Regions from separate parts of the Homo sapiens genome. Here region 1 is linked to region 2. Evidence: chromatin contacts called from ENCODE Hi-C data. All regions are on one chromosome and are shown on one strand. The core of a region is the stretch at or near the end of the contact, and the rest is flanking DNA. Distances in the headings are between cores, read along the strand shown. Region 1 holds the start of CSRP1 (cysteine and glycine rich protein 1). Region 2 holds the start of PKP1 (plakophilin 1).

What was found. A loop is a pair of places that touch in the nucleus more often than their neighbours do.
Region 1: a loop to region 2 is called in a map of mammary epithelial cell, with 2.1 times the contacts of the local background. The contact joins the promoter of CSRP1 here to the promoter of PKP1 in region 2. A Hi-C loop is called at or near these places in 1 of 168 maps with a recorded cell type or tissue (mammary epithelial cell).

What each region holds. Positions count from the first base shown.
Region 1 is chr1:201,505,309-201,512,499 of GRCh38, forward strand. CSRP1 (cysteine and glycine rich protein 1) reads right to left here and starts at 1,815. Exons shown (of 6, transcript NM_004078.3): 1 at 1,762-1,815. CSRP1-AS1 (CSRP1 antisense RNA 1) reads left to right here and starts at 1,905. Exons shown (of 2, transcript NR_160747.1): 1 at 1,905-2,111. LOC124904484 (a long non-coding RNA gene) reads right to left here. Exons shown (of 2, transcript XR_007066793.1): 2 at 4,416-4,693. RefSeq lists silencers at 1,517-2,146, 6,678-6,757 and an enhancer at 6,908-7,117.
Region 2 is chr1:201,281,168-201,288,401 of GRCh38, forward strand. PKP1 (plakophilin 1) reads left to right here and starts at 2,339. Exons shown (of 14, transcript NM_001005337.3): 1 at 2,339-2,737. The coding sequence starts at 2,536. RefSeq lists an enhancer at 2,180-2,709.

The DNA.
Region 1 (7,191 bases), core at 565-3,064, 220 kb after region 2:
TGCAACTCTGGCCCAGTCAGGACTCACTAGCTCCAGAGGCAGATGCACATGTGTGCAATTAAAAGAGCAAACACCTGGGCCAGGAAGGCAGGTGCTAAGACAGACCACAGGCAAATAGGCCACAGCACCCCTGTTTTTCCCATTTTATTAGCAGGCCAATTGCAGAGTTGATGGGCCTTCTCTTTAGTTTCTCTCCTGCTTCTTCTTCCCCATACCCTCCATCCTGGGCATCTCAGGCCTTGCAGACAGTTCTCTCCTCCCTCTCCTCTAACCCACACTACACCCTCTGCAGGATAAACTTCCTTCCTCGTCTGACTGCCTCCGCCCCGGATATCCTCTCCAAGGCAAAGAGTCATTCACTGGAAGACCGTGAGCAGGAGGAGGCTGGATTTAGGAAACAATGGGTAAAAGCTGCCCTCCAGCAGCTGAGGGCTGAGGACAGTCTCTCTCAAAAGAGGTAGCCAGAAACCAGCTGGAGAGTCAGGAGGCAGCAGTTGAGTGAGAGCAGTTGAGGGGAGGCTCAGTACCCATCCCCAAATCCCACCTGGGGAAAATCCCCAACATGCAGTCTGAGAGGACAGAGGGAGACAACCAGCACCTCCAGCCTCCTTAGCTTCTGGGAGGAAGGCAAGGGATGAGGGGAGGACAAGAAAGACAGTAACTGAGAGATCACTCCTGTGTTGGAGGTTCTGTGTAATATGCTCCCCAAGTAGCATCCCTGAAAGAAACTGAGACATTGAGAAGTTAAATAGTTTGTCCAAGGAAACCTGCGCGTTAAGTGGCAAATCCAAGAGTCAAAACTCTGCCTTCCAAACAATCCCACCAAGACTCCAAGCCACCTCTTCATGATATACTGATATACTTTCTACCAGGGCCCAGTGGATTTCCTCGGTGCCACTGTGATAGTATCCCAGCGTGGGGAGAGCCTGCCCATTCATTCACTCTCAGGGAGCAGCTGGTGGGTGGCTGGAGCCCAGGGCTCTAGGCAGAGCCTGAGCCCACTATTGCTCCAGCCGATTCCTGGGTCCTGGTTAGTTCACAACAGCACCAGAACCAGAAGCATGCAAAATATTCTCTAGTCTGTACCAGTAGATACAATACCTGCCTCAGAGGGCTGATTGTTAGCTAACACATTGTGATTTGCTTTAAATGTGCTCAATACCAGCCCCTTTATCACTTCCCAGCTTTCAAGGACTGAGGCCACAAAACACTGACTGCAGGCTCTTTCAGGTTTCAGTAACCATCACCACCTAGCACCAAGATTTGGAGTGGAGAGGTTTCCATGCAGTTATTTCACAAGAGGGAAAACTCACACCTGCGCTCAGGGACACAGATGTCCAAGGTCAGGCCCAGATGTTTGCCCCACCCCGCCCGCGGGCATTTTCTCCCCAGCAGGAGGGTGAGGGAGGGGGTGGCACGGATGCCCTCATCTCTCTGCCATACAATGAGCGTCAGTGGCGCGCAGAATCGCCGATTGTTCTGCCCGACTTGCAGGCGGTTGCGGGGAGCCGGGTCGCCCTGGGTCACGCACACGCGGAAGTCAACTGTGTCCAGGAAGCCCAGGAAGGCCCGGGATGGGGACGGACCTAGTGCCTCCAGAAAAGAGCAGCACTGCCCGGGCTAACTGCGGTCACTTCTCACAGTTCCCCGCCTGCGACAGCCCCGGGGCTGCGGCGGGGCTGGCAAGACCGGGAGGCGCTGAGTGCGTGCCCAGGCGCCCCTCCGCGGCGGGCAGAGCCGCGCGACTCAGGGCGCACTCACCTGGCAGCTGGCTCGGCGGCGCAGGGGCGGCAGGCGCTCTCGGAAGTGGCGGCTGGGTGCGCCCGGCCTGCGCGCCGTTTTGTTCCGCTCCGCGGAAGGCGTGTCCCGGGCCACGCCAACCAGTGGGCTTTGCACACTGCACCACTCCAGGGCTGATGTCATGGCGCGAAGCCCGGCGGTGCTGCCCTCCTAGGCCCCGGGAAGGCCGGCCGGCAGGGGCGGGGGCAGGAGTCGCCGACTCTGGGGGTGCTCCGAGCTCGTGCTGCGGTCCCACTGTGCGCCCTGTCGCCGCCACCGCGGAAAACGTCTTGCACGTGCGAGGGGCATTTCAGGAGTTTCCTGTCTGTCAGGTGAGAAGGCGGAGATATGACCTTAGAGGTCAGACCCATGATAAACTTGAGCCCCTAACGAAAGGGTGTCTCGAATTTACTTGTCCTGGTGGCAGAGGGTGAGGGACACATTTTGGGCGCCAGGGTAAGACAGACCCTTCCAGGGCAGGTCTGATTCTGCCCATCCACTCACTAGCTGGGCCCTGGGCCTAGACAGCCCTTCTGGGTTCAGGGTCATCTGTGAACGGCGTGTAATCTACAGGGATGTGAGGGGCTAAAAGGAGATCCGGTAGGACCCGCAGACCTTCAGCAGCACCCGGCATGTAATAGACACTCAATAAATGTAACTCCCCCCTCCAACAGCTCTTGCCCCTCAGTTTTTCCCAGTCTTCCCTGCTACCCTAAGGACAACACCTGGAAAAAGGTGTTCTCCCGCAAAAGCAGCAGTTCTGAAAAGTGGGTGCCTCCATAGAGGCTTTTCTCTGGGGCTCCAACCTTCAGTAGGACAGACACAGGCTCAGGCCACTCAAGCTGCCCCTGGGGCAGTTTCCAGGGGACATTCTGTCCACACCTCCTCACCCAGTCCCCAGCCCTTCCTGAGTGCCCCGTGCAGGCATTTCAGGGAGCAGAGAAGCTCACAGCCTCCAGCTGGTCACCCTACACCCCAGGTGGCCCATAGATGCAGCTGCTATGTCTTCCACCCTGGGCAGGTGTCAAGGGTTCAGGCCCCAACCGGCTTCACTTAAAGCCCTGGTTTGCTGAATCAACTTTTTGCCAGGAATAAAGTTAAGCATCTTATGATCTAGAAAATGAAGTATTTGGCCAGGCACTGTGGCTCACGCCTGTAATCCCAACACTTTGGGAGGCCGAGGCAGGCAGATTGCTTAAACCCAGGAGTTCGAGACCTGGTGAAACCCTGTTTCTACAAAAAAATTAAAAAAATTAGCCAGGCGTGGTGGTGTGTGCCTGTAATCCAAGCTACTCGAGAGGCTGAGGTGGAAGGATCACTTGAACTCAGGAGGCAGAGGTTGCAGTGAGCCAAGATTGCACCACTGCACTCCAGCCTGGGCGACAGAGCAAGAGTGTTTCTCAAAAAAAAAAGTGTTTATCTAGGTTTTTCTTGCTTTCTACCATAAGTAACATCTTTCCTTTGGCCAGGTCCATCCTATAAACAAGGCCCTCCAAGATTAAAATGTCTAGAAGCACACAACCAGTGTTTCTTGCAGATTGGGCCATCTTCATCTGACCCAACCAAGATGAAGGAGGAGAAACCAGAAGAATTTCTGGTCACGGCTGCACTGACTAAGCAATAGTTAAACAGGTCCATTAAACTGCAGAACCACCATCAGTGTCAGAGACCAAGGGCTTCCGCCCAAAGATGGCGATCCCATGGGATTTCCCCCTCTCCTTTCAATTCTCAGTATCTTGGAGAGATGAGCCTCGGAGTTTTGCCCAGGATTTTACAAAAGGGCAAACTCCTACATTACCTTCTTTGGTCTGGGTTTGTCCTCTCTGGAGTCATGGGACTGTTGATAGATTTCCCTGTGAGGACATGCCAACCTGTGCTGTGAAATGGCTTTAGGGTAGATCCAGAAAAAGAAGAGCAGTCACTGCAGTCACACTTGGATTTCTCCCAGATCTTAAAGCACCTTATAAACAGAATGGCTGTACAATGTGTCATCTAAACCAGAATGCTTTGGATAGTAAGTGGTATGTGGTAGTATTCGTAACTACACTAAGGCAACAGGACTATCTCAGGCAGTCCAGGGCAGATGGTCACCCCTCTTTTCCACCCAAAGACTGTCAGGTCACTTGTCTTAGGAGCTGTCTACGCAGAGCTACAGATGAAGCCAAGTAGGACCTGCCTTGTTTGGTGTTTTTCCAGAACCTCTCACCTTCTGACTATATTATTCTCCCAGCCTGCTGCCAGTTACTTGGGCTTGGTCTTAGATAGCACATTTGCAGATAAAGAAGACTTGAGGGATGAGGAAGGGCTTTGGGATTGAGTTGAGTCAAAGGTGATGCTGGGGTTACCCACCATGCAAACAGGAACAAGCCTGATGTTGAAATGACAGAAAAATCAGTAAACATCATCAATACTTGGGACATCCTTAAGGCAGAGATTCTCATTCTGCAGAGGTTCTCATTCTGGCTGACCTCATTTATATAACCATATCTAGACTGGCCCGAGCTGGTCAGCAGCACCCACATCTGCAGAGACAATGCAGTCAGAGCTCATCACCAATAAATTATCTGCTAGGGGTTCTAGAAGGAGGCTTGGCACACTTAGGGGCTTACCTGCTTCTCAGGACTCTCACAAATGTCTAACCTTTTCAGTATCTTTATGTTCTCTCTGTGCACTCTATTTCCCAACACTTCTGGGTTGGTATTTGATGGCTGCTAGGAATGAAGTGGGGCCTGTTACAGGCAGGAAGTAGGGCCCCTGTCCTCCAGCTTCCAACTTTGTCTGCTGCTTCCTCTGGCATCTTTTCTTCTCTTTCCTCCCTCATCAGCATCCTGATGCTACATCTTCTCTCTCCTCTCCTGTGGTGAAACCCTTCTTTTCCGCATTGATCCCAAGTGAAGAGGACCTGAGTGTGAGGCTGAGGAAAGAGTAAGGGAATGTGTCTGGCTTAGCTCTGCTCATCATCCCAGAGAAATTAGAGATCCAGTCTGGGCTGGAGATCTTCTTGTCCATCCTTCCATCCATCTGTCCATCCATCCATTCATTCATTCACCCATCCATCCATTTGTTCATCCATCTGTCTCTCCATCCATCCATCCCTCCCTCCATCCATCCATCCATCCATCCGTCCATCCACCTGTTCATCCATGTATCCATCCAACCATTCACTCAGAAGACATTTATTGGGGCCCCACTCTGTGCTGGTCTCTAGGTTCTGGGAATACAAGGAAGCCTATAATTTGGATCCTGACCTCAAGAAGTTTACTCATCTAATGGTCTAAAAAAAGAAAAAAAAAATCCAGCCCTAAACTTGCAGTTTGAGTCTCAGCTCTGTCATCTATGATTTAAAATACTAATGATGGCTGGCGCAGTGGCTCATGCCTTAATCCCAGCACTTTGGGAGGCCAAGGCCAGCAGATCACTTGAGGTCAGGAGTTCAAGACCAGCCTGGTCAACATGGTGAAACCCCATTTCTACTAAAAATAGAAAAATTAGCCGGGTATGGTGGCATGTGCCTGTAATCCCAACTACTGTGGAAGCTGAGACAAGAGAATCGCTTGAACCTGGGAGGTGGAGGTTGCAGTGAGGCGAGATCCAACCACTGCACTCCAGCCTGGGTGACAGAGTGAAACTGTGTCTCAAAAAAACAAAAAACAAATAAAATACTGTTGATAATGAGGAATAATTATAATTATTAAGCATTTACTACCTGTCAGGTACTTTACACAATTGTCCCCTTTAATCTTCGCAGTAGCTGTATGAAGTAAGGACTATTTTTACCCCCTGCTTTGCATGTGAGGAGACCAGGGCTTACAGCAGTAGCTAACTTAGTAGCTTTGTGACCATGGCCTAGGCCTCAGTTTTCCTCATGTGTGAAATGGGAGGTTGGACTAACTCAGTATTCTCCAAAATTTCCACTGAGGTACCTCTGACAGCAAAGAAGTAAATGTAAGGAACCCACAGTGTTGTCAGAATCAATCCACTCCCAGTCCTTGAAGTCTTGGGGTTTATTGCAAAAATTTATTTGAATTTTGCATTCTCCTTGGCACATAACTGTATTTGTCTTCATAAAAAGATAATGTTTAAAATGACTCACTGGCCAGGCACGGTGGCTCACACCTGTAATCCCAACCCTTTGGAAGGCTGAGGCAGGTGGATCATTTGAGTCCAGAAGTTTGAGACCAAGTTTGGCAACATGGTAAAACCCAGTCTCTACAAAATATACAAAAATTAGCTGGACATGGTGGCATGCTTGTAGTCCCAGCTACTAGGGACGCTGAGGTGGGAGGATCGCTTGAGCCCAGGAGGTAGAGGTTGCAGTGAGCCGTACTATACTCCACTGTACTCCAGCCTGGGTGATAAAGTGAGACCCTGTCTCAAAAAATAAATGAATAAATAAATAAAATTACTTACTGTTCAGAGAAATGGAGTTCTTAGGAAATGTATCGTGCTTGGTGGGTAGTATCTCTGTGGGCCCCTGGGAATATGACTAGGCCCGCCTACCCACGTGGGTGATCTGCAAGGCTCTCCCTGGCTCTGGCACTGTTCGGCTGTGCCTAGGCTAGGATGAGGCAAGTCAAAGGGGGCTTGTGGAATAAGGCCCAGCATTTGCTTTCAGTCCCTGTATTCATGTTTTCTAAGGAAGATTCCTAGAATCTCTCAGGGTTTGCTGGAGAAATGAGCTTGGCAGCCAGAGGCAAATGAAAATCGGAAAAGGCAGTGTATACATGTTATAAGAATAAAATGCTTAGAGGCAAGAAAAGGAGAAATCCATTTAGAAAGGAACAAAATAAAAACTCTAGGGGGTTCCTGATCCAGAAATCTCTTCTGATTTTCAGGCTGAAATTTACACTGTGAAGCTCCAGGGGAGCTTGAAAGGTGATATTCAGAAATGCACTGGGGTGGCTCAGGGTTGGGTCCTTAAGAACACTGTGAAACAGTCTAGATAGGTTTTTAAATGACCACTTCCTCTTCCCCTCCCCTTGGCCTGAAATTGATGTAAGGTCACTTCCCTCCTGCTCCCTCTGCAGCCACTGCCTCTGTCCCAAACAGGCAAAACTGTGGAGTGGCTCTCACAGCCAAAGTGTGGGGAGGGGAAAGCAGGAGGAGCTGGGGACTCAGGGCGGGAGCAGGCGGCAGGGAGCTCCCGGGCAGCTGGCTGTGCATGGCTCCACTGTTCCGAGCCTGACAGGCTCTAGGGAAGTGTGGCCACAGGGAGCTGGCTGAAGGCTCAGGAGAGGCTTTTCTGACAGGCCCAGTTCCAATCACGCCAGCTCCTAATCTACTGATCAGTTTGCTTTCCTCCTGCTTTAAAATCTCTTTCTCCCTGTTCTCCTGGTCCCTAGCCACACCACCTTCACTGCTCTGATCTTATCTATGATCACCTGGCCAATCTACTTAAAGCAGTGAAGTAGA
Region 2 (7,234 bases), core at 1,089-3,588:
GGGTGATGGTGCCCACCTCATAGGGTCATTGTAAGGATTTAAATGATGTGGTTCGTGTACAGGGCTCAGAACAATGCCTGGTTGGTAGGCATGGTGTTTGGAGGAGCATAGTAAATGCTATTGCTATCAATATGTCAAAATAATGTCAATATTAACATAGTAGAGAAGTAGCTAGAAAAACTGAACTTCATACCTGGAAACAATTTTAAAGATAATCAGTTCTGCTTCCACGGACTTGCCTTTTATAGGAAGATGAGCTACTCTAATCCCCTCCTTCAGGGCCCTTCTATATCCTAGAATAGGAAAATTATCGTTATTTAAAGATGTAATTAACATTTATTATGGCTAGCATATTAGGTTTTAGATAGGCCAAATGTGTGATACAATAGAATTGTATTTTTATATGCTGCTGTGTATACTTTACAGTACATTGGGGCCCTTATATAATCGGTGTGCACTGTACTTTAATGTCCATTTTATAGGACTTTTATAAGGGAAGCTGGATGATGTGGTGGAATGAGCACTGTGCCAGGAGTCACAAGGCCTGGTTAGGATGCAGGCTTTGCCACATATTAACTGGGGCATTGCAAGCAAGCTACCTCCTCTCCTAATCAGTGAAATGCAGTGCTTGGCTGGATGAAGTCCAAGGCTCTGTCCAGTCCTGGCGGTCTATGGCTAGAGGCAGAATCTTACAATATGAAGTGATAATAGAGGTTTACAGGTATTTTGTACACATCTATGACATATTTTTTATCACATCTCTGGTTTACTTGAGGTTAAGTTCTTAGGAACAGCGCCCTCAATAATAAAACTGTTTCTATTGGAAACTATAATCTGCTTTACAATAATCTGCTCTGCAAATTGCTACTAGGAATACCTTCCTTGGGAAAGCTGGGGCTCCCCGCATGTAACACCCACATCTCAGGAGTTGCGTGAGTGACCTTCATGTACATGGTCCCTGAGACAGTCATTCAGTCTTCTTGATCCTTCCTCGACATAAAATTCCCAAAAAGAATAGATTTCTGATTGTCCTTTCCTCTGTAGATTAGAAGAGCAAACTAAAAGTAAAATATGTGAGCTGTGAGCGGCAGCCTCAAATGACAGCAAGAGTGACGGCTGTGATAGTGTCACACACTGGTGGAGGCCCCAAAACTAAGAAACTGACCGGACAGCACGACTACACAGTTCAGTAATGGATGTCCAGAATGAGAAACCCAGGGCATCAAGAAGTACAGCAAATATGTTCAGTGTTGTTTGCTTTAGGAGGCAAACAGAATGCGATACCTTTTAGAAAGATTTCCATCAAAGTAAATACTTAAAAAAAAAAAAAAACACTCAGCTCCTGTTACACACCAAATTCACTGATGTGGGCTCCCTCCACGCCTGGAGAGGATGCTACATGAATAAAGCTTCACTGCACATGTGTCCCCAGGGGTGAGTGTATATAGGGGAATGCACACAGTGGTCCCAGAATAATAAGTCCAGAGTGAAATTTCAGGGTAAAGCAGCTTTTCAATTTTTCAGTGAGGATCTGGTTAGGATCCGAGTTAGATTTAATTTACCTTAAATTAACTAGCATTCACGTATTCACCTATTTAAAATATTTTTTATTAAGCGCCTAATATTATGTGTGCCAGGCATTGTTTTAGAGGTTATAGTGGAGTTTCAGAGAGGATCCGCTGTTCACGTGGTGTTTTACCGGGGTATACTCATGAACAACAAATAACCACCGGTTTTACCAAGGCATACCCACTGTGTGGTCTGATATCCCAAGTCTGCTCCTTGATGTGGCCTTACTGCCCCTACCCCACTTTCTTCAGAGGAAGCTCCTTTAGAGTAGACTGGGTTACCCCCATAAGATGGAGCACTCCTTTGGAGCAAGAGCTATGGTTCTGCCATCAGCCCGGGAGCCTCCACCGCCGGGGTTGGTCTCTGCTATGACCTCAGTACAGAGGGAGATGGACGCCTGGCTCTCCTGGGCAGCCTGGTCAAGAAAGACTCCTTTCTTTCCTAGAGAGAGGTCTCCCTCGGTTCCTGAGCTGAGCACATGCTTTCTCAGTGAGCCGGCAGAACAGGACAGAGGGGCGTCTCCCTGGGGCCTCAAGGCTTGCGACGTTTCTTGCTCATGGGGAGAGGGAAGGGAGAGAAAAAAAAGAGCGAGCAGGAAGGCGCCCAGCGTCCCACACAGGGGACTCGCAGCCCTGCCCCCAAGAGCGCTGGCTCCGCAGCAGCAGTGCCCTGCAGCTCCGCGTCTGAGCAGCAGCAGCGCGCGGCCCGGTGGAGTGGGTGGTGCAGGGCAGGGGTGGTATATCCTGTCTGACGGAGGGCGGGCCTCGCCAGTGCCAGAGAGGGACGAACCAGGGTGGAAGCGCCAGGAGCAGCTGCAGGGAGCCCTCACGCGGACCACGCACTCTATGGCCGTAGGGAGCCGCTGAGAGCGAGAAGAGCACGCTCCTGCCCGCCCGCTGCACCGCACCTCGCCTCGCCTCTCTGCTCTCCTAGGCCCCGGCCGCGCGCCACCCGCCTCCCGCCACCATGAACCACTCGCCGCTCAAGACCGCCTTGGCGTACGAATGCTTCCAGGACCAGGACAACTCCACGTTGGCTTTGCCGTCGGACCAAAAGATGAAAACAGGCACGTCTGGCAGGCAGCGCGTGCAGGAGCAGGTGATGATGACCGTCAAGCGGCAGAAGTCCAAGTCTTCCCAGTCGTCCACCCTGAGCCACTCCAATCGAGGTAAAGGCTCGGCCCCCGCGTGGTCCGTGCGCCCCTTTCCAGAGCACCCTGGCCCAGTGGCGGGGACCAAGAGACGCACGCATCCCCGGGGATGAGGGGAGGCGAGGGGCTGCCGGCCCCAGGCAGGGTCTACGCACCTAGTGCGAGCAGCCGAGCTCCCAGCCGGTTCTGAGCTGGTGTAAACGCGACCCGAGGCTGGCTCGACGGCCCCGCGAGCTCGATGGCGCGCTAGTGGGCAAGGATGGGTGATTCACCGGGACACAGCCAGGAGCATGTCCCAGCGTGCCAGGAGGTTGAGGATCCCCCGCGAGCGGTTCTCCTGTCCCTGAGCCCTGGGTCTGGACGGCTTTCTCTTTCGGATGCTGCTCTAGGGATCTGCCCTGCATCCTGTCTGGCCCCGGCTGTCCTGGGGCCCATGGTCCCCGCGCTCGCAAACGGTTGTGGGCCACCCTTCACCCTTCCTGGGCTTGATCTCCTGGCCTTCAGCTGGAGGCCGATGCCCAGCGTCCAGGCCAAGGGGAACCCCAGTCCCTGTGGGGCCGCGCATGAGTATCCGCGAGCGGGGTGAGGGAGTCGCTGAGACAGGAGTGCAGCTCAGGAGAGGCGCTGCGGGACGGGAAAGTGGCACAGGGAGCAGGGACGAGGGCCTGGAACTCCAGGGCACTTTATCGAGAGCCTCCTGAAAGAGGCTAGCCTAGTTGGAAGGCCGCCCCAGGGCCAGTGGGTCCCTTGACGACAGGGAAGGGGGTCAGGGATGCTTTCTTTCCCGAATAGCCAATGCAGAAATCCTCTTTCCCACTGGATTCTTCTTACCCCACCCAGCTTAGGTAGAAACAAGTGTCTCATGGGGAGAGTACGGAATGGCAGGTTGGAAATCCCCCCGGGCCCCAGGGAGACCTCCAGCTGAACCCTCACGGGCACTTTTCCAAGCTGGATCCCGGGCCTGGCACCCCCTCCTCCAGCCTCTGAGAGGCCAGATCCCATGACTGGGGGAACCTGGGAGAAAGGGGCAGCACCCAGGAAACTCAAGGAGGAAGGGGCAGTACCTGACAGGGGAGAGCTTATAGACCAAGTAAACACTTTGATACAAAGGATGCCTGGTAAGAATTACACACAAGTGAGCAAAGATTCCACTTGTTTATTTATTTACTTATTTTATTTAGCTAAGTTTAGTAAAATGCTAATAAGACTTTACCCATTACCAAACAGTACAGGTCAACCAAGACTTATGTATTAAGACAGGCCTTAGGAGAGAGTGAGGGGCAGGGGGTAATAAGGTGGAAGGAGACAAAAGAAACCGACCCTGGCCCTTCCACCACACACACACACACACACACACACACACACACACACACACACACCTCACACTTCCTTCTACCTGTGGCTTCTGTCCCCCCACCTACTCCCTAGCCCCCATTCCTGAGTGGCCCCTTGTAGAGCCGAGGGAAGGAAAATGGCCGGCAGAGGACTTCCTGGGCCCCAGACCTAAAGGCCTTTGCTTCTCTGTGTGCTCTTTGCCTTTGTGTGGGCTCCAGGCTCCTCTCGTCACATTTCCACTCAAGATCATGCCACCTCCAGAGCACTTGCCTCCTTCCCTTTTATTTGGTGCCTTGGTAGGTGCCTCCTAGCCTCTTTAGAATTAGGTTTGGAATAACAAAGTGCCCCCATTTCTGGCTACAGCCCAGAGCACAGCTCAACCTACTCTCCTCTCTGCACAAGACTTGGCTGTCCCCTTCCCACTCCCACTCCATCCCAGCCTGAGCTCTTGGCTCACAACTCCAGAAAACTCAAACCGGCCCTGGGTGCCCCAAGGACCCCTTTTTCCTCCTACCTATCGGGATATTGGCTGAGTGTCTGTCAGCAAGAAGTGCACTTTCTGGGCTTGGTCTTTGTGGGGAACTTCTATCTGATAAGGTCTCCTTTGTTCCCTCTTTGTTTTTCCTCCCAAGGTCCCCCAGGGGGCTTCACTGGGGGAGGGTTGATGCTGATGGCTACCTCTCCAGAAACTCCAAGGTCTAGCCCTGTGGGCGTGTCCCCTCTACCCTCAGACTCTGCGGAGGTTCCTAAAGGAGGCTGCAGAGGCATCCTTGCTGGAAGAGGCGGTTTGGTCACTTGGAGCTGGTGTTTCTGGTTTATCTGGCTTAGTTTTCATCAGATTTCCTTGTCTTCTCCATCAGAAACACCCAAACGTCCCCTATTTGCTCTGCGGCCACCTCTACTCACTCTGCTCCCTCTTTCTTATGCTGGTTTACCTGTCAGGAGCCTGCTTTGGTTCCTGGAATGGAATGAGCTGGTAGCTGTGGAAGGACCATGCCCCAGGCGTTTTCCCTCGCCCCCTGGACAGATTCAGGTTCTTGTTTAGTCTCTTCCAAGAGCAGAGTCAGTTTACCTAGGGTCTTCTTGAGCCCCTTGAATCCCATCCAAAGTTTCCCTAGTTAAGAAGGGCCAACCATACCCCACAGGTTGCCTGGAAGAGTAGCCACTGCTCCTTGTACCCCAGGAAGGACAGTCAGGACCAGCCATCCTTGGTCCTGTGATAGAAGTGGCTTCTCAGTTCCTCTCCACTAGTGCTCTTTTCTCTCTTGTCACTGAGGGAGTATTGAGCCACTGAGGACTGGAGGAAGGGCCCCTGGAGCCTGTCACAAAATGCCTGTCTGCACTCATGCTCTCCCTGAAATGCCACAGATCAGACAAGCACCTTGCCCTGGTCATGAAGGCCCCGGGCAGGAAGAAGGTGGCTTCTGTGGCCTGGAGACCTTGCAGAAGGAGGTTGCTCTGAACCTGCCTACCCATCTTGAACTGCCCCTGAAGTATTGCTCCCCTGTGTTTTCAGGCTGTCCCTGTGTGCCTCAGGGTGTCTGGCCTCCTTTTCTTCCCAGACTGTGTGGAAGGCAAGGGGAAACTGAGGGGGATGTCACCACCCAGCAAAAGATCTTTGCCAGGGAAATGACCTCCCTGAGGATGGGGAAGGAAACACTTATCCACCTTCCAGATCTTTATAACTTCACTTGGAATCTCTTCCTAAAGCTGAACCTGAATCTCACTTGCCCTAACCCAAGCGCTCCCCCGCCACTGTGAATACAGATCACACCCAGCTCAGTGAAAGGAGCTTCCTTTCACCTGTCCTGTCTCCTTCCAGGGAAGTCCTAACAACACCAGCACCATTGCCTGCTTTGTCTCACTGCCTGCTTAGCCATCTGTGATTTTTTATTTCAGCCTTTGGCCTGAAATTCTCTTTCTCCCTTCTTCATAGAAGTACTGTTTCCCATCTAAAATTGCTAAGCCTCTATTTCTCTCTGATCAGAGGTAGGGGCTGGAGGCAACATTGAGCCAGGGGAGGTGCCTGCTCCCTTTCTGTAGTTCCTGTGTCTATTCAGCCCTCATCAGGGGAGAGGGGGGCATGCTTGTACGAACTCCGCAGCCTGCACAGTGAAGGAGCTCGCCTCAGGAGCCCCCACTTTGATGGCTTTTTGTATTTGTGTTTGACTATGTCTCAGCATGAGCTTCTGCCCGAGTGTTCTGCTCATTAGAGTTTCTAGAAAGTTGTCCTTTCCTGACCACAGGCATCACTTCTGGGGTTGTTTTCTTGGGACCGAAGCTGAGATTGCAGATGGTAATGGCTATGTGTGCTTTAGCTTGTTCCATTGGCGAAACATACCAATTAAACTTCAAATGAACCAATTCTTGTTTCTTTACAATGTACCTTGGCTTGAAGTTGGAGTTTTAGCCAGAATTTCCGTTGGCCTGTTACAACACATGCAAAAATGCTGGGTATTCTAGGGTGTTTTGCAGCAAATGCTGCTTCTCTGGATCCTGCTCCTTGACAGAGATTTTTTAAAAGTACAAATTCCTCCCCCGACCCCATACCATTGTAAGTATCATTGTGCCAATTGTTCTAGGTTTAGAAATCTGGGAAGCGCTTCTGCGATGGGCCGTGACCCTTACAAGATGTGTAATGTTTGAACAAAATAAAATGGACGAATGTTAGATATCTTCATGTGAAGTTCCTTCTAGGCATACGCTGGACACATGCGCACACATGTATACACACATAGGTCACACATGCATATATGCATGTATACACAATACACCCCACACATGAATCCACACACCCACACATGCACACACGTACACACACATAACATGCACACACTTATGTTATGTGTGTGTACATGTGTGTCCTTGCAGCTGTGCTGTGTCAGGAGCCCAGCCTGGCATCTACCTGGTGTGCGATCTTGGACAAGTCGCTGCCTCTCTTTGGGTCTCTGCAGCTGTCAGAGGTTGGATTAGATCATCTCCAAAGTGCTTTGCAATGGGAACACTCTTTGGAAATAGATTTTATAACTCTCTAGCTCTGCAAACCATTTGCCCAGACCGCCAGCAGCTGTTCTGCCAAAAAGCTCTTCCCCTTAAGGCATGCCACTCATCGTGTCTCTCTCGTAAACATCCTAACATATTAAAAAGTCTTCTCATCCACTCTTCTCAAACTTGGCTACA